Regions from separate parts of the Homo sapiens genome. Here regions 1, 2, 4 and 5 are each linked to region 3. The links are chromatin contacts, found by Hi-C or POLR2A ChIA-PET in ENCODE. All regions are on one chromosome and are shown on one strand. Each heading gives the region's core, a stretch centred on a gene start or an enhancer-like site at or near the end of the contact. The rest is flanking DNA. Distances are from core to core; before and after follow the strand shown.

Region 1 (4,774 bases), core at 1,191-3,690, 460 kb after region 3:
AGGAGATGCAGTAATGCAGGGATGGAGTCAGGGTAGGGGTGCTTCTGTCCAAACCTCTTTCAGCTTTTGTCCCTTACCCAGCGGGGCTTGGAGAGCCTCCCAGGGCCTGGTAGGAGCCAGGCTGTGAATGCTGAGTCCTGGCTCTGTGGCCACCCCTTGCTGTGACTCTTTCTCCATCCGAACAGCTATTAATTAACACCTTCCTGTTAGAACTGTTAATAAAATATTTAAAATTAAATATATGGATGAAACATTAATAGTAAACCTATTGATAAAATATTAATGTGAGACTCGCCCCTGGGACTACAGAGGGGATGAAATGAGTTAACGCATCCAGTGCGGGAGGACCCAGGCTGGGAAGAACACTACCTGTCCGGGTTCAAATGACCCCAGTCTTGCACCTTATGGCTGTGTGTCCTTAGGCAAATGACTGTGCCTTTCTGTGCCTCAGTAGCCCCATCCTCGAAATGGGAATAGTAGTCCACACTTTGTAGGTTTCGTCTGAAAATCCAATGACTTTTCCCTTCACTGCTGTTGGCTGAGTGCTGCATGTTTTTGAAGCACTCAGTTTACATAATTTTGTTTAGTCTTAGCCTCCTATTTTATGTCTGTGATTTTGGGGGAGGGGCTGAATCTCTGTGCCTCGGTTTCTCCTTGGGGACATGTAACTATTGTCACTTCTCTCACAGTGGCGGGGAGGTGGTGTCAAGACTGCTGAGACCTTGGCTCCAGTGTCCCCACAAGGCCAATCCTAGCAGCATGTGTCCCCTAGGGATGGCTATAATTAGGTCTGGCCCCAGCAGACAACGATGGTATTTTTGTCTTGGGGACAGCGAGGTCTGGTTCCCGCCAGGTGTCTGGTTGCAAGACTGCGGGGGTTAGGGGGGCTTCCTGGCCAGATACCTGAGGCTCTCTGTTTTTCTGGGCTGTGTGACTCCTCCTCTGAGCCTCTGTTTTCTCATCTGTAGAATGGGGAGACTCTCATGTATCTGGCCTTAGCATGGTTGCCTCAGGATCTCCTGTGGGATCCCTGATCAATGGGCTTCTCCAGGACTGCCAGAAACATGGGTACCATGTCTGGGGACACCAAGACTGAGGCAGCCGCCCCGGGGGGAAGGCCCAGGCTGAGAGACAGAGGTCATTCCACAGCAAGGGGCACGGTCAGGCCTCAGTTGCTGGGAGGTCCCCTGGGCCTCTGCCTGTGACATGGCTGTTTCTAGGTCCCTCCTCCTTGTGTGACACATGCTAAGCCTTGGTTTCCTTTTCTGTAAAGTGGAACAAGGCCAGCCTGACTCCAGCATTCTGAGGGTAGAGCACCTGGTACAGACTCTGGGAATCCTCCCAGACACCAGAGGCCCCCCCCAGTCCTGGGACAGTGAGGTCCCTCTGATGGCAGGGGTGGGCGGCTGAGGTTTCGCAGGACAGAAGACTTGGCAGAGGTGATGTGCGGATGTTTGTCTAGGAGGAGACAGCAGGAGAGGTGAAGGCATCCAGAGACAGGGCCTGGGGAATGTCAGAGCAGGTGGGGGATCACGTGGGGAGTTGCGTGGAGGGGTGCTGGGAGAGGGGGCCCTGAGTTTGGGTCTCGCTTTCTGCAACAAAGACCCATGCCCGTGACCGCGTCCATGGAAGCCTCAGTTTCCCCACTTGGCAAAGGATTAAGGGTTTGTAGTTTCTGGTGCGCTGTTTGATGGCACTAGGCCTCAGTTTCTCCATCTGGAAAATGGGCAGAGGAGGATTAGAAACATTGCGTGGGATCGGACATTGGCAAACTCTATACCTCGGTGATGCCCTCAATAATGGAAGGCAAGACAGCTGTTTCTCTGGGCACCTTGCTTTCTGACTCCCTCATTCTACACTTTTTAGCAGTTATTGGCCCAGCAAGCTGCACTAACCAGGGACGTGCCGAGGAAGGCTGAGTAAGATCCAGGCTCTGAGATCTTAGGGGCAGCCCTCTAAAGAAGTACAGTTGGGCCTGGCGCAATGGCTCACACCTATAATCCCAGCACTTTGCGAGGCTGAGGCAGGAGGATCACTTGAGTCTGGGAGTTCGAGATCAGCCTGGGCAACATAAAGAGACACCCCCATCTCTCCAGAAAATACATTAGCCCGGGCGTGGTGGTGTGCATCTGTAGTCCCAGCTACTTGGGAGGCTGAGGTAGGAGGATCCCTTGAGCCCAGGAAGTTGAGGCTGCAATGAGCTAGGACTGTGCCACTGCACTCCAGCCTGGGCAACACAGCGAGATCGTCTCAAAAAAAAAAAAAAAAAAAAGGAGCAGAGAGTTGCGTCTGACTCTGTGCCTCAGTTTCCCCGTTTGTCCCGGGGGTCGTCAGGGAGCCGCCGGCCTCGAGGCGGGGCCGATGCGCCCTTTGCCCCCTCCCCGCTGGGCCCCGCCCCCGCAGCTGTCCAGAAAAGGTCCCGCGCAGCCGGCGCTCGGTCCAGCCTCCACGCAGTCCTGGCGATGCAGGGCCCCCCCGCGCCCGCCCCGGTCCCCGGGCCCGGCTCCCCTCGGGGATCCCCGCGCGGCTCCCCCGGGCTCTTCAGGAAGCTTTTGGTGAATCAGAGCATCCGCCTGCAGCGGCGCTTCACGGTGGCCCATCCGCTGTGGTGAGGCTGGACAGAGGGCCTGGCGGGGTCACCGGGACGCCCGGTGTGGAGGTGGGAAGGGCAGGGACAGGGACAAGGCCAGGGACAGCTGGGGCCGGGGCCGGAGTCCGGGCTTGGACGCTCTGCCTCTCCCTCGCTTTCTCTGTATCTCTCTCCCTCTACCCTACCTTACCCTACTTTTGTCTCGCAGTTGGTGACTCTGTCTCTCTCTGTCTCCGTCTGTCTCCACCCGCCGCCTGGATATAGGCCCAGGGGACCAGCCGTCTGTCTCCTTCCAGCTGTGAGGCCCAGAGTGGGACGGGCTGAGGCTCACGTCTCCTCCTGACCCTCGCCGGCCTGGGGCAGGCAGGCTGTGCGTCCTGGCAGTGGGAGGAGGGGGAAGGGGCACTCCTTCCCTTGGTGCCCCCTCCCACCAGCATCCTGTCCCAGTGCCAGCAAAGAGATGCCCTGGGGGCCTCACAATGAACTCTGGGTGTCCACGGAGGAAGACCTGAATTGAGGGGGTTTTCGAGGCAGGGCGTTCGGGAGTCCCAGGCTGAGCGCGCGCCTGCGCCCGGCAGCTGCTTGCGCTGCATCCTCTAAGCACTCGGTCCACCCCTCTGGGTTCGAATCCCTGCCTTTCCAGAAACGACTGTGACCTCGTGGGGAGGGATGGGGGCAAGGCTGGGGTTCGGAGTGGGGCTTGTGGGCGCCGACTGTGGCTGGCATCCTGCGCTTGGTCCGCGCCGAATTGGCACCCACTTGGTAAGTCTGGCACCCAAAGGCTGAGAGGGGAGGTCCCTCTCCAAGGTCATAGCTGGGGTTGGAGGGAGAAGGTATGACCGTGGTTCCTGGTGGTTCCATTTCAACCAGGGAGTGGGAGAGTGGGGGTTCCGTGTCCTGGAGAGCGACCTCGGGGCACCAAACACTAGCGAAGCACATTCCCTTTTGAAGGCGCTAGAGACAGCGCAGGGACGTCGAGGGCGCGTCGCGGGTACTCAGAAGTGAGGATGAACGAGGGCCGGCCCCGCGCAGGCCAGACCCGAACCCAAGTCCGAGCCTCCCTGGCTCAGTTTACCCCCCTGGCCAATGGGCAGCCGCGCCGTTCCCACAGCCGGGGGGCTCTACCCCCGCACCGCCCGCGTCATGGAACCACAGCCTGACCCCGCCGCTCCCGGCTAAGTTTAGAGCAGAAAGAAAAACAGCCTCCCCCGCCCCAAGAAAACCCGGGCCCAGTCCTTAACCCTCCGCGCCCGGGATCCGGATTTGCACGCCCTGTGGCCGCTCCTGGCCTCAGTTTCCCTATTTGTCCACAGACGCGCTTTTCTGGAACCCTTGGGGAGAGCCGAGAGAGGGGTAGGGGGTCGCGATCCGCATGCCTCCCCCTCGAGGGGCAGATCTGGGTTATCCGCCGCCTCCAGTCCGCCCCTAAGAGCGTCTCCCATTGCACCACAGCGCCCACGGCGCACCCCAGACGGGCCAGGGAAGGGTTAAGAAGCCCCGCCCCTTCGGCTGGCCGTGGGGTTCATCCCGGTGCTGCTAAACCCGCTGGAGTCGGACGGAACAGGCCGAGCGCGGCCGGTCTTAGTCGGAGATGCCCGAACTAGCCCTCATGTAGCCGGACGTGACCGAACATGCCCGACCCGGCCCGAGCGTCACCCGGACTTGTTCGAAGCAGACCGAGCGTAACCGGACTTAGGCGAACAAGCTCGAACTTATCCGAAGTCTCCCGAGCTCAATCGGACGTAGCCGAATTCTCCCGAACTCATCGAACAAACTCTTCGTGACCAAGTCCAATTCGACGTGATCAGACCCAACTCAGACCCGGTCATACTTGGACCGAATGCTGCCAAATCCCCCACCTCTACCCAGATCTGAGCCTACGCGGGGTGCCGACCCAGCTCGTGGACGGGGATACGGTGACCTTTGACCCAAAAGTCTTGGCCGGGACCAGCCGGACACTGGCCCTCGGCCGGGAGCTCCGAGTCTCAGGCGGTCCCGGTTGTCTTCCTGTCGGTGCCGCTTCCGCCTGCCCTTCTTGAAAACCCACCCCCAGGTCACCGCCTTCTCTAGCGCCCCAGTTCTTGCCCTACGCCCTTTCTCTGACCTCTGACCCCAAAGAGGAGGAGCCAGAGGGAAAGACAGGGTTTGAGGGTAGAACGGGACAGGTAGTGTGGAGAGGGAGGA
Region 2 (4,380 bases), core at 376-2,875, 470 kb before region 3:
AGGAGCGGAATTCCTGGGTCACAGGGTAGGCATCTGTTCAGATTTAGTAGATGCCAGAGGATTATCCAAGTGCTTGTCCCTTTTTCCTCTGCCACCAGCAATGCATGAGAGCTGGAAGTGGAAGAGCTTACAAGATCATCATCGCTCACTGTAACCTTGAACTCCTGGGCTCACAGAATCCTCCCGTCTCAGGCTCCCACATAGCCAGGACTACAGGTGTGTGCCACGGCGTGCAGCTAATTTTTACTTTTTTTGTAGACAGGTTCTTGCTGTGTTGCCCAGGCTGGTCTCCAATTTCTGGCCTCAAGCAATCCTCCCACCTCAGCCTCTCAAGTAGCTGGAAGTATCTGGGAGTAGCCAGGAGTTTGAGACCAGCCTGGGCAACACAGCAAATCGCCATCTCTATAAAAAGTTTTTAAAAATTTGCTGGGTGTGGTGACACATAGCTGTAATCCCAGCTACTCGGGATGCTGAGGCTGGAGGATCACTTGAGCCCAGGAGTTCAAGGCTACAGTGAGCTATAATTGCACCACTGAACTCCAGCCTGGGCGACAGAGGAAGACCCCATCTCAAAAACAAAAAAAGTGACTCGGCTAGATCCCGTCTATTTCAAAGATCTAAGTTCACTGAAATAATGCTGCACTTTCCTGTTCTGTGAGATTTGAGAAAATAGCTGTAAAACCACCTGGGCCTTTAAACATGTTTTTTAGTTATTATTTTAATTTTGAAATTATTATTCTTTTTTAGAGACAGAGTCTCACTCTGTTGCCCTGGCTGGAGTGCAGCAGCTCAAAGCTCACTGCAGCCTTGAACTTTATTGCCTTTAAAAAAAAAATTTTTTTTTTTAGAGATAGGGGTCTCGCTATGTTGCCTAGGTTGGTCTTGAACCGCTAGGCTCAAGCAATCCTCCCACCTCGGCCTCCCAAAGTGCTGGGATTACAAGTGTGAACCATCATGCCCAGCCCACTTTATTACCTTTTTAATGGTAGGTCCTGAGTCACCTTTCTAATCTTCTATGGTTGTTGGTCTACTTAAGCTTTCTACTTCTTCTGAGGTCAGCTTGGCTCAGTGACTTGCACAGGTTGATACTTAATAAACGCTAAGTATGAGGGTGCAATGAAAGGAGTAGGAAGGTACTGGACTCTTAGCTTCAAATTCCCACCTCCCTCCCCTTCTACTCAGGCTCCCATCCAGCCTCTGCGTCTACATCCAACTACATGCCTCCTCCCCCAAGAAGCTCTCCTGGGTTTCTTCTCCTGTTCTTTCTTCTGTGCTCCATTCCTTGGTCAATAGGTCCACCTCTGTGCTTCTGCGCTGGGCAGATGCCACAGCTCTCTGATTTCTGGCTGGACAAAGCAGGGAGGGTATGTGTGTGCGGAAGAGGCCTCCCCAAACCTCAGCTTCCCCCCTCGTGCCTGGCACATTCAGCCTGTGCTGCCACCTCCCCCAGCAGTTCCGATCACACCAACATCTGGAGAATGGGCCACCAGGGTCTGTCTGCGGCTCTGGGCAGGGATTTGCATGTGACTACAAATATACATGCACACTCTGGCCTGCCGCCTCCGCATTCTTTGCCTGGCCCTTCACACCTGGGCCCGAGACAGGTCAATGCTGAGTGGCTGGATTTGCATGTGCATGTATTTCTGGGCAGGGTATCAGCTGGGGCAGTCTGAGAGGAAGTTGTTGAGGGAAGCTGTAGGGTTGTGGAGGGGGTCAGTGACATCTCTGTTGATCTACTCTGCTCACCAAACCTTACTGTCCATTCCTGGCCCTGATCCAGAGGGGCTTTTAGTCTGGAGGAGACAAATCTGGATATATATACCCCCAATGCCATGGAATCTGACCTAGAGGAGGATGGTGACTCTGGGAGACCAGAAGAATGGCAGGGAGGACTTCCTAGAGGAATGGGTTTTTTGAACTGGGTTTTGACGTTTGGATAGGAGTTGGCTTGGTGAAAAAGGGGAAAGGGTCCTTCTAGTCAGAGATATTTATCGAAGAGAGAGAAGTAGGCAAGAGCTGATTTGGGAAGAAGACTTGAATGCCAGGCTAGGTGCTAGAACTTTCTCATAAGGGCAGTGGGGAGCCATGGAGAGTGTATGAGCAGGAGGGGGCCATGCTCAGAGCTGTGTTTGGTTGGGTAGATTCCCTCAGGGGCTAGAGTGGAGGATGGCTTTGGTTCCAATGTCACTGGGGTTCAGGAGAGTGAAACTCCTGCGTGAGTTCATCTGCACCTGTCAGGCCTGCCTCCAGAGTTGGTGTAGGGCCTGCTGGCTTCTGGAGGACTAACGCACCCTGGAGTACAGTGACTTAAAGTGCAAGGCACAGGCCTAGCACAGAGGGGGCCCTACCCCCAGTCTCTGTCAAGACGGACACAGCCCTTGCCTTCTCTCCAGCCGCCCATGATCTCCACCCTGGCCTCCAACAGACCTGCTCCCCATGGAAGCCATGAGCTGAGTCTTAAAATAATAAACCAAGCCCCATCCCTTCTCTGCTTAAAACCTTCTCATAGTGGCTCACGCCTGGAATCCCAGCACTTTGGGAGGCTGAGGCCAGCGGATCCCTTGAGGTCAGGAGTTCAAGATCAGCCTGGCCAACTTGGCAAAACCCTGTCTCTACTAAAAATACAAAAATTAGCCAGGTGTGGTGGTGCACACCTGTAATCTCAGCTACTTGGGAGGCTGAAGCAGGAGAATCGCTTGAACCCGGGAGGTGAAGACTGTGCCACTGCACTCCAGCCTACATGACAGAGCAAGCCTCTGTCTCAAAAAATAAAATAAAAGGCTGGGCGCGGTGGCTCATGCCTGTAATCCCAGCACTTTGGGAGGCCAAGGCGGGCGGATCATGAGGTCAGGAGTTTGAGACCAACCTGACCAATATGGTGAAACACCATCTTTACTAAAACTACAAAAATTAGCTGGGCATGGTGGCACATGCCTGTTGTCCCAACTACTTGGGAGGCTGAGGCAGAAGAATCACTTGAACCTGGGAGGTGGAGGTTGCAGTAAGCCGCGATCACGCCACTGCACTTCAGCCGGGGTGACACAGCAAAACTCCATCTCAAAAATATATATATATTAAAAATAAAAAATAAAATACAATAGGAAATAAAATAAAATATGCTCTCATAGCTCCACATCACTCTTAGACCAAAATCCACAGCCCTCCTCCAGCTCAGAAGGCCCACAGTGGGCCAGGTACAGTGGCTCACACCTGGAATCCCAGCACTTTGGGAGGGTGAGGTAGGAGGATCACTTCCAGCCAGGAGTTTGAGACCAACCTAGACAACATAGTGAGACTCCATCTCTACAAAAAGAAAATAAAAACTAGCAGGGCGTGGTGGCACTCACCTGTAGTCCCAGCTATTCAGGAGGCTGAGGTGGGAGGATTACTGGAGCCTGGGAGGTCAAGGCTGCAATGAGCTGAGATCTCACCACCGCACTCCAGCCTGGGCAACAGAGCAAGACTGTCTCAAAAAAATAAATATGGCCAGGCGTGGTGGCTCACGCCTGTAATCTCAGCACTTTAGGAGGCCAAGGCGGGCAGATCACTTGAGGCCAGGAGTTCAAGACCAGCCTGGCCAACATGGTGAAACCCCGTCTCTACTAAAAATACAAAAATTAGCGAGGTGTGGTGGTGCATGCCCGTAATCGCAGCTACTTGGGAGGCTGAAACGGGAGAATCACTTGAACCCGGGAGGCAGAGGTTGCAGTGAGCCAAGATCATGCCACTGTACTCCAGCCTGGGCGACAGAGTGAGACTCTGTCTCAAAATAATGATAATAATAATAAATTAAATTAAAAGAAGGAAACCCAAAAGAAGGAGTCCTAGAATGGCCCAACCTCTGTGGCCTCATCCCCACCCTCCCGCTGTTTCTTGTCCCTCCTCAGGGCCCTGGCACCTGCTCTTCCTTCTGCCTGGAACTCACTTTCTATCTCAGCTCTCAGGGTCTCAGTGCAGAGAGAGACTTCCCAGTTCTCCCCCATCACATGACCTCTGCCCTAGCCATGGTGTCTGTGTCTAAAATGGGGACAGACAGAGTGAGAAGGGGCTTGAGTCAGGTCTTCCAGGCTTAAGAGACTCAGGCCTAAGCCCCAGCCCTGCTGCTGCTCTCGTGGGACCCTGGGCATCAGGGGCATTTCCGGAGTCATCTTGGCCCTGGGACCTCCGGACCAAGGCCCCCGTCCACCCCCCAGGGACCCATCAGGGTGGGGGCAACATATCCCAGCCGTGGGAACAGGCCCGATTCCGGCTGGGGATTAAAATTAGCCCTGGAGGTTAAATTTAGCAAGTCAAGCCGGAGCTGAGGGTCTGGGACTGACAGCTTGGGCTCTACATAGTTGTGGGGGCTCAGAGACCCAGCCCAGAGAGGGCAGAGGGTGT
Region 3 (4,452 bases), core at 68-2,567:
GGAGAGAGGTCTCACCACACTGCAAGAACAAAGTGGAGATTCAGCATCACCTTTGCAGAGTGTGCTCACCACCCTGCCCCAAGAGGAAGGTCTTGCTAGAATGCCTGACAAGAAACTGAGGCCTGAGGAACTCGGGTGCCTTGCCGTGCTCAGACACCAGCCCCAAGCCCCTGCTCCTGGCCCACAGCAACTTCCCAGGTGAGATTTGCAGGGTATCTGCTCTGCCAGACAGGAGCCTGGCAGAACCTGGCCTGCCCCTGCACACCAAATGCGCCCAGCCACCTGAGGCAGACCTGGCCCTCCACCCTGGTCCTGAGAGGGCAGGGGCTGTGGTCAGCATCCCCTGTTCCACTGGGAGGAACATCACCTGGCCCCCACCATATGGGCTACATGGAGAAGGGGCAGCTGTCTCCACTCCAAGTTCCAGGACTGAGCACAATCTGCCTTCTTGGCCCCCCTCTGGACCCCCTGGGGGACAGGATCTGACCATTCCCTCAGCTGTCCAAGAGGGAGAGATCCCTGTCCCACCTCAGCTCTGCAAGTGGGGACATCCGTTCCTCCCCCAACACCCAGGGAGTAAAGGCACAGGTAACCATGACGTAGAGACACCGGTCCCCCTCAGGTAGCAAGAATGGGAGGGCATCTGTCCCTCCCAGGTAGCAAGGATGCGGGGGCACTTGCACCCTCACCCCCAGCTACCAATGGTGCTTGCAAGCAGCACCCAGCTCATACACCTGTGTCATCCTGCCCCCCCAGGTAGCAATGATGCGGGGGCACCTGTCCCTTCCAGGTAGTAATAATGTGGGGCACCTGTCCCCCTCGGGTAACAATGATGTAGGGACACCTGTCCCCTGTCAGGTAACGACGAGGTACTAGCACCTGTTCCCTCCTAGTAGTAATGATATAGAGGCCCCTGTCTCCTCCGGGGAGCAGTGATGCAGGGCACCTGTACCCCATCAGGTATGGATTTTGTGGGGTCACCTGTCCCGCCCACGACGCCCGGGGCGTGGGGACACCTGTCCCCCTCGGGCCGTGCCAAGCCCCGCCCCCGCCGCGCGCGCCCCGCCCCCGCCGCGCCCCCCCCCACCCCGCCCCGTGCACGCGCCGGACACGCGCCCCCTCCCTCCCTCCGCCGGCCCTGAAGGGTCGGCGCGGGCAGCCCCCTTACCCGCGCGGCCCGCGTCAGGCTCAGGTCCTTCATGACCTCCTCGAAGGCCGCCGTCTCCTCCGCCTGCTTCTGATTGTGCAGCGCGATCTTCTCGCTGAATTTCCGCGGATTGTTCGAAGTCGCCATCTTCTCGCCGCCACCTCCTCCTCCTCCTCCTCCTCCTCCACCTCCTCGCCCCCCCACTCGCCCGTGCCACCGCGCAAGCGCCGGCTGGGCCCACGGGCGGCGAGCAGTGCGCAGGCGCGCCGGCGGTCGTGAGCGCGGCGCAGGCGCACAGGAGCGGCGCGCGGCGCGGGGGCGAAGGCGCATGCGCGCGCCCAGGCGCGCGCTCGGGGCCCGCGGGAAGGGCGGTGGAGCGCGAGTGGAAATTTCAACGCCGACGCAGTGATCCGCCTCCTGGCCCGCTGGACAGCGGCCTCTGGGCTGTTGGACAAGGACCGCGGATCGGCTGGGGCACTGGAGCCCCCAAGAGGGAGACGGCCTGACCCAGATCCTCCCAATTCACAAGGGTGGGGCCAGGCACCCCCCCCCGCAAGGATTGGTGGCACCCCAAGTTGAACCTGGGTTTGGACTAAGAGCTCTGAAAACAGACTAGGGCGTTGGTCACTCATGCATTCATTCATTCAAGGAATATTTACTGAGCACCTACTATGTGCCAGGCAAACTGGAGTACAGGCGTGAACAAGCAGAGGTGATCCCTGCCCTTATGGAGTGTACAGTCAGAGAGGGGGCAGACATAGCACACAAATAACCAAGAACTTTTCAGATGGAGGTAAATGTGATGCGGTAAATAAGACCAGTGGCCAGCCACAGAACATTAGGGAGGGAGGCTCCTGCAGCCACCACAGACAGGGAGGCGGAAAGTTATCTTAGCTAAGACCTGAACCCTGCAATCGGCTCTCTCAGTCCATAAACCTAGCTGTTGCCCTTAACGACTTTCTTTTTTTTTTTTTTTTTTCCCTTGAGACCGAGTTTTGCCCTTGTCGCCCAGACTGGAATGCAGTGGTGCGATCTCGGCTCACTGCAACCTCCTCCTCCCAGGTTCAAGCCATTCTCCTGCCTCAGCCTCTCCAGTAGCTAGGATTACAGGCAGGCGCCACCACGCCCAGCTAATTTTTTTATTTTCAGTAGAGACTAAAGACCATGTTGGCCAGGCTGGTCTTGAACTCCTGACAGCAGGTGATCCACCCGCCTCGCCCTCCCTAAGTGCTGGGATTACAGGCGTGAGCCACCATGTCCAGCCGACGACTACTTTTTCCCATTCCCTTGCAATGGGCATATTGCTATTCTCTGGATACCTGAGCCCAAAGAACTGGAGTTACAGAGCTTCAGCCTTCCCTCTGCATACTTCTCCAGTCCAGTCTTGTTCAAGGATCTCTATTTTGCAACAAGGTGCTAACAGAAGGGTCCAGAAATCCCATCAAGACTCAGCAGTGAAGGAAGGAGCAGAGACTCCCCCGATGGCAGAGTGGTAAGCCAGGGAAGCAGGAGGGACTCTAACCCTCCCTCCCTCAAGAGAGGGACCCCCAACCACCAATATTGAAAGTTTATATTCAGGAGGCTGCAGGGATTTCAGAGTATGGGCTGGGTGGAAGCTAGGAAGGTCAGCTGGGGGAATTGATGATGGCTCTAATGGCACAACAAGCACACATTTTATTGGACTGAGGATGGCTGGAGGGGATGCTGACATCTTCCAAACATGCTTTGATTCATGCTTTACAACAGGTAATAAAATGCTCATGTTAAATATATATATATATATATCGATTTTCATTTAGAATGCCTTGGATATTGCCACTGCCCTACTTTATCTTTGTTTTGAGACAGAGTCTCACTCTGTCGCCCAGGCTAGAGTGCAGTGGCGCAACCTTGGCTCACTGCAATCTCTGCCTCTCAGGTTCAAGCGATTCTCCTACCTCAGCCTCCCAAGTAGCTGGGATTACAGGCATGCACCATGATGCTCAGCTAATTTTTATGGGATTTTTTTTTTTTTTTTTTTTTTGAGACGGAGTCTCTGTTTCCCAGGCTGGAGTGCAGTGGCACAGACTCAGCTCACTGCAACCTCTGCCTCTGGGGTTTAAGTGATTCTCCTGCCTCAGCCTCCCAAGTAGCTGGAATTACAGGAACCCACCACCACACCCGGCTACTTTTTGTATTTTTAGTAGAGACAGGGTTTCACCGTGTTGGCCAGGCTGGTCTTGAACTTCTGACCTCAGGTGATCCGCCCGCCTCAGCCTCCCAAAGTGCTGGGATTACAGACATGAGCCACCGCACCCGGCCATCTTCCTTCTTGATATGATTTTGCGCACTTTGGTAAGCTCCTATACTTTTTGCCTAACAAGCATATTCCTTCTCTCAACCCCACCCACTCCCTCAACTTTTTAGTGTCAACAACCCTTATTTGGGGAACACTGGTTCTGACTTTCAGTCTGTGAGATGTGAATGGCTGGTCTCACCACTCTCCCACCACACAAACACCCCTCCCTAAGGTGGAAGTCTTGGCCAATCAGCATAGCCCATTGTGCTGGCCATCAAGATTGGTTCAGGCCAGGCTGGGTGTTGTGGCTCATGCCTGTAATCCCAGAACTTGGGAGGCCGAGGCAGGAGGATCATTTGAGCCCAGGAGCTTGAGACCAGCCTGGGCAACATAGCGAGATTTAATCTCCACTAAAAATAAAAAAATTACCTGCGCGTGGTGATGCCTGCTTATAATCCCAGCTACTCAGGAGGCTGAGACAGGAGGATTGCTTGAGCCTGGGAGATGGAGGCTGCAGTGAGCTATGATAATGCACTGCACTCCAGCCTGGGTGACAGAGCAAGACCCTGTCTCAAACAAACAAACAAACAAACAAACAAAAAACAGGCTGGGCGCTGGGTCATGACTGTAATCCCTACACTTTTGGAGGCAGAGGCGGGCAGAACACCTGAGGTCAGGAGTTTGAGACCAGACTGGCCAACATGGTGAAACCCCATCTCGACTAAAAATACAAAAAAAATTAGCCAGACGCGGTGGCACACGCCTGTAATTCCAGCTGCTGGGGAGGCTGAGGCAGGAAAATCACTTGAACCCAGGAGGTGGAGGTTGCAGTGAGCCAAGATAGCGCCACTTCACTCTAGCCTGGGCAACAGAGGGAGACTTTGTCTCAAAAAAAAACAAAAGATTAGTTCAGCTGGGCCAAAAGAGTGGACCCACACAGAGGAAAACAGAACCAGGCCTGGCACGGTGGCTCACAACTGTAATCCCAGCACTTTGGGAGGCCAAGGTGGGTGGATCACTTGAGGTC
Region 4 (4,206 bases), core at 1,395-3,894, 450 kb before region 3:
CCCAGCTAGGCTGGAGTGCAGTGGCAAGATCTCAGCTTACTGCAACCTCTGCCTCCTGGGTTCAAGTGATTCTCCTGCCTCAGACTCCCCAGTAGCTGGGACTACTACTGGGACTACAGGCGTGAGCCACAACGCCTAGCTAATTTTTGTATTTTTAGTAGAAACCCAATAGGGTTTCACCATATTGGTCAGGATGGTCTTGATCTCTTGACCTTGTGATCCGCCCCCCTTAGCCTCCCAAAGTGCTGGGATTACAGGCGTGAGCCACTGTGCCCAGCCTGCCCAGCTAATTTTTGTATTTTTTGTATAGTCTGGGTTTCCCCATGTTGCCCAGGTTGGTCTGGAACTCCTGGGTTTAAGTGATCTTCCCACCTTGGCCTCCCAAAGTTCTCGGATGACAGGCATGAGCCACTGCACCCAGCCTCTTTTTTTTTCCTCGTCATGTTGCCAGGGCTGGAGTGCTGTGGCATGATCACGACTCACTGCAGCCTCAAATTCCTGGGCTCAAGCAATCTTCCCACCTCAGGCTCCTGAGTAGCTGGGACTTACAGGCTTGAGCCACCACGTTGGGCTAATTTAACTTTTTTTTTAATTTAATTTTTTTTTAGAGATGGGTGTTTTGCTGTGCTGCCCAGGCTGGTCTCAAAATTCTGGGTTCAAGCGATCCTCCAGCCTAAGCCTCCCAAGTAGCTGGGACTACAGGCATACGCCAAGCCACCATGCCTGGCTGGACTCAAGTCTTCAACACTTCCCACCTGGTCCCTTCTGTCCCTTCCCCACTCAGGAGGGGTGAGCCACGGTCCTCATGGCAGTGATCAATGGCTGTGGAGGTCCAGCTGAGCATGCAGCTCCTGCCACCTCCAGCAGCGCCACTGCTACATGCACAGATGATGCAAACTCTTCAGCCAGTTACCCACCCTTCTGTTCTGAGGACCTCCCCGACAATGATCCTGGCCTTCCTTCCACATGGGCTGAAGACCTACCTACTCACTGGCACCCCAACCCCGCACATCCAGACCAGGGCCAGGGACTGAGCAAGAGGAAAAGGGTCAAGGTAGCGGGTACCCTGGGGGAAACTGAGGCATGGCCAGAGAGAAAGAGCCTTCCCAGCCTTTGGATCTCACCCTCACGGTGGACAAGAAGTCAGGCCAGTCCCTGATGTTAGTGCCCACAGGCTAAGCACCCAGTGTGAGGTCCATAAAACTATGGGCCGCTTTCTAAGGCTGGGAGCCCCCAGGGCCACAAGTGAGACTGGTTTGACTTCTCCATCCCAGGGAGACTGCGCTTTTGCCCTCCACCACGAGGTGGCGTGCGATAGTGCGCTTAGGATTCAGCACTTGCCAGCCGAAAGTTAAAAAAATAAAATATAAACCAGGCCCGGTGGCTCACGCCTGTAATCTCAGCACTCTGGGAGGCCGACGTGGGCGGATCACCTCAAGTCGGGAGTTCAAGACCAACCTGATCAACATGGAGAAACCTCATCTCTACTAAAAATGCAAAATTAGCCAGTCGTGGTGGTGCATGCCTGTAATCCCAGCTACTCGGGAGGCTGAGGCAGGAGACTCACTTGAACCCAAGAGGCGGAAGTTGCGGTGAGCCAAGATCACACCATTTCACTCCAGCCTGGGCAACAAGAGCGAAACTCCGTCTCAAGAAAAAAAAAAATTAATACACAAATACATAATAAAATGTAAAAACGAAAAGGTAATTACTCAGGCCCCACACACAGGAACCCACCCCCATAAAGATGCTCAGACACTCAGTCATACCCAATATATGTCTACACTCAGGCAGACACACTCATCCACAGAAAGACAAATGGCAAAACCGGGGCACAAACACCAGAAGCCCTTTCCTCCTAGCGGTGAAATAAAGAACATCAGATCCCTGAAGCTGACATTTGGTCCTTGATCCAGCCACGCCTGAAGCTGACACTATGGCTAGTATTTTCTGTCACATGAGCCAAAAATTTTCCTTTTTTGCTTGAACCCATGTTAGTTGATATTTTGTGGAGCACAGCCAGAGTCCTAGCTGATAGAGATGAATAAGGCACTTGCCAGGTGAAAAAGATTGAGGCATTCTTTTTTGCTTTTGTTTTGTTTTTATTTTAAGATTGAGGCATTCTTGAAGGCATTGCAAGATGTAGGATATTTACAAAGGCCTGGAGGTATGAGACAGCATGGTGGGTGCAAGTTGTACTATAGGGTGCACAATAGTGCTAGCAGCAGATTTAAGTCAGGCAGAAGGGTCTGAATTCAGTCTGAGTACTTAGCCTACTTAGTACTTAGGAGTACTAAGTACTTCGTCTACTAAGTGGGAGCCATTGAATGTTCTTGATGGGGGGAGGGAATTCTACTCTCAGAAATGTCCCTTAGGTGGGAATAAATGCTTTCGCTGCAAACCTTTGAGATAAGTGTAGGAAAGAGAAAACTAAGCCTTAAGAGAGGTCGGCCACGCAGGCCTCCCAGACACAATCTTCACTTTGATCGATCCGAACCAGCGTATCTGAACTACAATTTCCGGCATGCAACGCGAGCGGCCTCCTCGTCCCTGGTGATTTGCCGGCTCAAGACACACTGATTGGTCGGACGGGATGCTCGTCAGACCAGAGTCGGGCTCTAATTGGTCGAGTTTCCGCAGAGTGCCCGGAGCCCTAGGCCGGTGGGTGAGTGCACCGCGTTCTCGCACGCGTCATGGTGAGCGAGCGTCCCGCGAAGTGGGGGGTTCTGCAGGGCCGAGGTCCAGCCGAAGGGGTCCAGGGAGACACTGAGGGAATGGATTGGGGTTTCTTCTTGGGGATTGGAGGCTCTGAGGGATTCGGGGGCACGCTGAAGGCCGTGTGTCCCTCTCTGGGAGCCCTGCTCTCGCTACAGGACCTCCGAGGGAGTCGGCGGGAGTTGTACCCAGGGGGACTAGAAGCCCCTAAGCGTTCTGGGGATTCTGCCCTCGAGACCTTTTAGGGGTCTGGGATCCTTTTGAGGGGTCGTGGTCCCACAGAGGGGACTGGGGACCCCAGCACATTTGGAACCTGGTTAAGGCGGTGTGGGGTCCTGTTGGGGGTCCACTCTGGGGACGGGGGTCCTGCAGGAGCGTGGGGGCCGCGCCGACAGGATCCATCGGGGGTCCCTGCTATATCGGGGTGTGTGGAACGGGCAGGGGAGGCCGTGGGAGGTGGACTCAGGAGGTCTGGTTGGCCTCAGGGCGGGCAAGGTTCTCAGAGTGGGAGACAGGAAAGTTGGAACCTTCAGGTCTCACGCGGCTCTGGGTCCAACCTATTGAGTGTGTTCTTAAAACTTAGCCCAGCCCCTGGGGGTCAGGCTGGTGCAGGGAGATGGGGGACTCCCACAACCCTGACGGGACCGGCCTGGGCAGAGAGAGGGACGTGGAACTGGAGGGTCTCTGCCTGGGACCATCCCCGAGGAGGGGCGCTGGAGATGGCCCTGAAGGAAGGGCACTGATGGCCGGAATTATTGAAAGTGGGGCGTCGTCCCAGGCGGAGGTGCAGGACGCCGTAGGAGATGAAGGCACAGGCTCCCGGGAATGAGGAGGGAGGCTGCATTGATTTTATCAGGGTTCTTGAGTTCGAGAATCGTAAATCCAGTGAAGGGAAAAGAAGGAGCTGATGGAAGACTCCAGAAAATTCTTGCAGATGTCTGCAGAGCCCTGACCCTGAGACAGGAGGCTGGGTGGAGGGCAGGGCCATCAGAACATCCCTGGACAGACCTCTGGGAGCCTTAGGTGGAGAGATGCACCCCTCCACCACCTTTTCCCTTGGGGGGTTTTGGGGGGTGGTGGGGTCATTGATGAAGAGCCCAAAGGTCCAGGAAGACCTCTGAGACTCCAGTGGTTGGGTGCAGGGAGGGCTGAGGAGAGAGCTGAGCTGTGGGGAGGTGGAGGGATGGTCTCTAGCTATGCCTGCAGGGTGCAGAACCAAGTTGGGGGCTGACTGTGAGACTGGGAAGGGCCTGAACCACCTGGAAGGGTATGGGATGATGGGTGAGTGCTAGGGTCTCCCAGGAGAGCCTGGAGGAGGCTACTGGTTGAGCTCAGCAGAGAGGTCTGGGCTGGAGGTGTCACCGTGCTGAGGTTTTGATGGGCTGGCTGATTGGGTGGTTAAAACCCTGGCAGGTCACAGGAGAGAGGTCGGAGAGAGAGGAGAAAAACAGACTGGGGGGTGGGAGGGCAGGGTCCTAGGGGAAGGGTGGG
Region 5 (4,797 bases), core at 1,325-3,824, 260 kb before region 3:
AGCCCTGCAAGCATCGGCCCATTTTCCAGGTGAGAAAACTGAGGCCCACACTGAGGAAGCCAGTGCCTCAGTGTAGACTTGGCTAGTCCAGCTTCAGGTTGGGGCTGCTCAAGGCCAGCCCTGTCCCAGCCCCTCCCAGAGACCGGAGAGGGTGTTCAGGAAAGCAACTCAACCCTTCACTGTCTCTTTCACTGTTGCTTTCTGCCCACACAAAGGGCAAAGTCTGCCTGGGCCCCTCGCCCAGCCGCCCCTGTAAAATAGCCACAGGGCCCCACTTGTGCACTTGGCAAACTCTAAGCAGCTTCCAGAAGCCTTGGCCATGCCAGCACCTTTCCCAGATACTTTTTTATTTTTTCCATTATTTTGTTGGTAATAAGGAAAAGTCATTTTTTGCACAGAACAGACGGTATTTTCTTTGCTCCCCACAATGTTCAAGCATTTCGTGGCTTCCGGCCTGAGAACAGAGCCAAATCCTTCCCTTGTGCAGATGCCTCGTGAAGTTAGAAGCAGCCAGGGAAACCGAGTCTGTGCCTCAGTTTCCCCTGTGGGATGAACAGTCGCTCTTGTGCTGGGTCAGACTGGGGCTTCAGGATGGATGGGCCAGCCCTAGAGGAGCACCCAGACCTGGTCATGTAATAAACAGGTAACATAAGAGTCACAGAAAGGGTCTGGGCTCACACCTGTCATCCCAGCACTTTGGGAGGCCGAGGTGGGAGGATCACTTGAGCTTAGGAGTTTGAGACCAGCCTGGGCAACATAGTGAGACCTCGTCTCTAAAAATAAACTTTAAAAAAGAAAAAAAAAAGAGTCACAGGGATTGGGACAGGGGAGGGCAAGATCCCTTCCAAGGCCAGGGTAGTCAGAGAGGCTTCCTGGAGGAGGAGACAGGGTGGTGGCGCTGAGCCTGGAAGGACAAGGCAGAAGAGATGCCTGCAGCGAGGGCATTCCAGGTGGAAGGAACAGTTTGGGCAAAGGCCTGGATGGGGGAAGACTCAGATCTTGGCGCAGGAGTCAATCTCCAAAAACAACCTGACCTGGAATTCACCTAAAGGTAATTTGAATGTAATGTAACCGCCAGCTCAGATATACTATTCTTCTTAGAAGGAAACAGAAATAAAGGAACAGGGAAAGGAGACAGGAGCAGAGGTCTTGGAGATGAAAAGCAAAAGCCTCTCTGAAGTTGTCAAAACACTCAAGTGTCGGCCAGGTGTGGTGGCTCACGTCTGTAATCCCAGGACTTTGGGAAGCCGAGGGGGGCAGATCACTTGAGGTCAGGAGTTCGAGACCAGACTGGCCAACATGGTGAAACCCCATCTCTACTAAAAATACAAAAATCAGCCAGGTGTGGTGGCATGCACCTGTAGTCCCAACTACTCGGGAGGCTGAGGCAGGAGAATTGCTTGAATCTGGGAGGCAGAGGCTGCAGTAAGCCGAGATTGTGCCACTGCACTCCAGCCTGGGCAACAGAGTGAGACTTTGTCTCAAAAAAAAGAAAAGAAAAGAAAAGAAAAACTCAAATGTAAGATCAGAGCTTTAGGGCGCCACAGGCCTTGGTTCCAGGGAGCTGCAGGACCTCTGTCCACAAACGAACCAACGGCGCCGCACCGTGTGATTTTGGAGACGGTGCCAGAGAGGGGGCGGCACCAGGATTGACAAGTGGGACACATGGGCTTGGGGCTGGGGAGGTGGATCCTAGTTCAACTCCGGAAGGATGCTCTCCTGGCAAGTGTGGGAAGGGGGTGCTCCCTGTGACCAGAGGTGACAAACGCAGGCCAGTGGAGGCTGAGGGGATGCAACCATGCGTTGGAGACATTTCCTCAGCCTTTGGATTTTGGAACCCTCAAACAACAGCAAAGATAACCTTAATCCAACCATTGTGGGCATTTTTACCATCGTCTTGGGAGGGACAGAGGTGGACAGACGTCCCTGCTTAGGGATGGGACGGGCAGGGGAACAGAGGCTTCTCTCTCTTTGTCTTGCTTCCCGTTCCCTCCCGAAGTTGATCTCTTCCGTTTCCTGGCAACACCCATTGAGCACTTACTGTATGCAGACCCTGAGACCCACTGCCCCCTCCCCAACCTCACTGGGCCACCCATGTCAGCCCGGGAGGGACCTGACCTCCCTCACAGGCCCAAAGTTATGACCTCAGGTAGTGGGGACAGAGGCAGCTGTCTCCTGAGAAGGTGACAGGAGGGTGAGGTCACATCGCTGTCCGTGCAACTCTCTCCATCTGCTTCCTATCTCTCCGCCTGTCTCCCCCGTGTCTCTGTTTCTGGGTCTCTTTCTCATCCCAGATGTCCCTCTCCGTCTGTCTCTCTGTCCCCACCCTCTGCTCCCAACCCGACCCCACGCAACCCCCCCCCCCACTCCCCCTCCACCGCCCCTAACCCCCTCCCTCAATCCTCCGTCCCTTCCCCAGTCCCGGCCCCCGCCCCTCCCCCTTATCCCCTCCCCCATACCCTCTCCCAGTGCAAAAAGCCGGCAGGGGGCGCAGCGGGGCGGCCTTGGCGGCCCGGGGAGGCGGGGCGGGCGGCGGCCGCGTCGGGACCGGCCGCGATGGGACCGGAGGCGGCGCGGGCGGCGGCGGCGCAGACAAAGGCACGGGCGGCGTGGAGGGCGGCGCGGAGGGCGCGGGCCCGGGAGCCAGGGAGCGAGCGGGGCGCCCGGCAGCGCGGAGTCAGCGCCGCGGGGGCCGCACCCGACTCGCGCCTGGACACTCGCGGGGCGCCGACCTGGCAGGGTGAGCCCGGCCTGCCGAGCCTGCGCTGGGAGCGCGGGGGCCTCGAAGTCCCAGGGCCAAGGGGAGGGCGTGGGGGTTCCCCAGAAGTTTCGGACCCGGGACTGGGAGCGGCGCGAGGGGTCCCCAAGTTCCAGGGCTGGAGGGAGCGCGGGGGTCCCGAAGTTCTGGATTCAGGGTCTGAGAGGGGACTGCGTGGGAGGTTCCCAAAGTTCTGGACCCGGCGTTGGAGGAGGCTGCGAAGAGGTCCCCAAAGCTGCGGACCTGGGGTGGGGTACTGGGGTGGGAGGGGTCCGGACGTCCCGGACCCAGGGACTGGAGGGGTGGCAGGGGGTCCTCGAAGTTTAGGAGTCTAGGACAACGCGGAGGACCGGGGTCCCGGACCCAGTTAGAGGAGGAGTCACGAAGGGAGTCCCCGGAGTTACCGACCTGGGGTTGGAGGAGGCAGAAGAGGTGTCCCCCGAAGTTCTGGACCCAGAGACAGGGGGCGTCGCGGGAATCTCGGAAGTTCCAGGGTCAGAGCCCGCGTCCCGGAGTTGGGGCGTGCACTGGGTGTCCTGCCTCGGGTGGGGATGGGATCCTGAATTAATATTAACCCCCCCGTCCCCCGCACTCGGGTGCATGGGATGGGGCCTCATCCACCGGCCAGATTGGGGATCCCGGGCACCGGGCGGTGTCGGACCCCCCTCCGGGAGCCCCGTGGCCGGCGGCATCCGAGGCGCATGACTAGTTGGTGAGTAACTTTCCCCAAACGCTGCAAGTCGCAGCAGGAGCTGCCGGACCGGAAGGGCCTGGGTTCCGGGGACCCCTGTGTTCCCCAACTCCCACCCGGCGCAGGACCCGCCCCCAGTCCAGGCCAGAGCTGCCGCCCCACCCCCACTCAGGGGCTCCGGTTTCAGACCCTGTGACCAGGACAGCAGCTGCCCAGGACAGGATAGGGGGGGCATCCCCCCTTTGACCACAGAGGCCGCTGGGCCAGGGCCTCCCCTCCCCCACCTGTCTTCCCCCTCCTCCAAACTCCTCCTTGGTCCCCTGCAGATTCGGGGTTGCTGAATGGCCCAATGGGGAGGTTGGGGAGCCCTGGTCTCCCAGTGTGGATTCTGCTCTGCCCTCATGGTGGGCATTGGGATTGGCTGTTTGTCTACATCTTGTCTTTTTAACTTGGCTGGGGGCTCCCTGGGGATTTGGACTCTGGACTTCAAGGTGTGCTTCTGCCCTAGGGTGGGAGCTGCTGGGGGTGGGGTCCCTCTGCAGGGTGTAGTGGGGAACTGGTCTCCTGGTACTACACACCTCTCAACGCCCCATTTTTTGGTGGAGAGCCCCGCTCTGGCCAGTCATGGGTGAATGTGGTGGAAAGAACTCAGCAGAGATTTGGCCTCCACAGCTCAGCCTGGGATGGAGGGGACTTCACGGGGGTGCAATAACCAGGACAATGAGAAATTTACATCTGGATGTCAGCGGCCACCAGGCTCCTCTCAGAGGGCCATCTCCTGTACAGGGTGTTGTGGGGGCTTCCCCTAGACAAAGAAAGATGGGGTCTGCTTGCTCTGAGTTATCTATAATAATTATCTTACCTTTTTGTTTCTTTTTATAATTTCTTTCTTTTTTGAGACAGGGTCTCACTCTCTTGTCCAGGCTGGAGTGCAGTGGCCTGACCATAGCTCACTGCACTGCAGCCTTGACCTCCTGGGCTCAAGTGATCCTCCCACCTCAGCCTCCCCAGTAGCTGGGACGGCAGGCACATGCCACCACACCCAGCTAATTGTTTAAATTTTTGGTAGAGATGGGGTCTCGCCATGTTGCTCAGGATGGTCTCGAACTCCTGGGCTCAAAGGATCCTCCTGACTCAGCCTCCCAAAGCACCAGGTGTACTTTGGGCCTCTCCTGCCTTTTTGATTGAAAGTTCCATGACGGGCACACCTGGTGATGGGTCCTGAGATGGAACCTGCTTGGCCTCCCTCAGCCTGGCCTGAGGGACACTCATAGTCCCTCCTCTCTCCCTAGGGGCCAAACCAGTGCTCCTGCCACCTCTCTGGCTGCCCCCTAGAGCCTGCCCATCC

Evidence for each region. Hi-C counts contacts between places; a loop is a spot of excess contacts on that map. ChIA-PET counts read pairs that join two places held with the same protein, here RNA polymerase II (POLR2A). Pooled maps may share reads with other maps.
Region 1: a pooled map shows a loop between it and region 3 (5-fold over the local background). The contact joins the promoter of PDE4C here to the promoter of CRTC1 in region 3. A Hi-C loop is called at or near these places in 1 of 50 pooled maps. POLR2A ChIA-PET finds 5 or more read pairs at or near these places in 2 of 52 experiments (SK-N-SH and activated B cell).
Region 2: a loop to region 3 is called in a pooled map, with 4 times the contacts of the local background. The contact joins the enhancer-like site here to the promoter of CRTC1 in region 3. A Hi-C loop is called at or near these places in 1 of 50 pooled maps. POLR2A ChIA-PET finds 5 or more read pairs at or near these places in 4 of 52 experiments (CD8-positive, alpha-beta memory T cell, H1, PC-9 and 1 more).
Region 4: a pooled map shows a loop between it and region 3 (6-fold over the local background). The contact joins the promoter of TMEM161A here to the promoter of CRTC1 in region 3. A Hi-C loop is called at or near these places in 4 of 50 pooled maps. POLR2A ChIA-PET finds 5 or more read pairs at or near these places in 2 of 52 experiments (CD8-positive, alpha-beta memory T cell and T-cell).
Region 5: a pooled map shows a loop between it and region 3 (2.5-fold over the local background). The contact joins the promoter of HOMER3 here to the promoter of CRTC1 in region 3. A Hi-C loop is called at or near these places in 5 of 50 pooled maps. POLR2A ChIA-PET finds 5 or more read pairs at or near these places in 5 of 52 experiments (GM10248, GM12878, H1 and 2 more).

Annotation. Positions count from the first base shown.
Region 1 is chr19:18,224,104-18,228,877 of GRCh38, reverse strand. It overlaps PDE4C (phosphodiesterase 4C), which reads left to right and starts at 2,440. Exons shown (of 15, transcript NM_001098818.4): 1 at 2,440-2,608. The coding sequence starts at 2,463. RefSeq lists a silencer at 2,497-2,556 and an enhancer at 4,093-4,332.
Region 2 is chr19:19,152,861-19,157,240 of GRCh38, reverse strand. The region is part of intron 5 of BORCS8-MEF2B (BORCS8-MEF2B readthrough); the gene reads left to right. The region is part of intron 1 of MEF2B (myocyte enhancer factor 2B); the gene reads left to right. Among named protein-coding and RNA genes, the nearest start is that of MEF2B, 15 kb to the left of the region's middle. RefSeq lists an enhancer at 1,181-1,360 and a silencer at 1,581-1,650. Within about 2 kb of position 1,625, at least 2 of the 41 ENCODE cell types and tissues checked have a DNase peak (open chromatin) inside an H3K27ac peak, as active enhancers do.
Region 3 is chr19:18,680,545-18,684,996 of GRCh38, reverse strand. CRTC1 (CREB regulated transcription coactivator 1) reads right to left here and starts at 1,317. Exons shown (of 14, transcript NM_015321.3): 1 at 1,169-1,317. The coding sequence starts at 1,294. RefSeq lists a silencer at 1,328-1,417 and an enhancer at 1,628-1,927.
Region 4 is chr19:19,136,916-19,141,121 of GRCh38, reverse strand. It overlaps TMEM161A (transmembrane protein 161A), which reads left to right and starts at 2,644. Exons shown (of 12, transcript NM_017814.3): 1 at 2,644-2,696. The coding sequence starts at 2,694. RefSeq lists enhancers at 2,237-2,426, 2,707-2,916, 2,401-3,262 and a silencer at 2,567-2,646.
Region 5 is chr19:18,938,994-18,943,790 of GRCh38, reverse strand. It overlaps HOMER3 (homer scaffold protein 3), which reads left to right and starts at 2,574. Exons shown (of 10, transcript NM_004838.4): 1 at 2,574-2,740; 2 at 4,742-4,797. It overlaps HOMER3-AS1 (HOMER3 antisense RNA 1), which reads right to left and starts at 3,537. Exons shown (of 3, transcript NR_134913.1): 1 at 3,167-3,537. RefSeq lists a silencer at 2,411-2,610.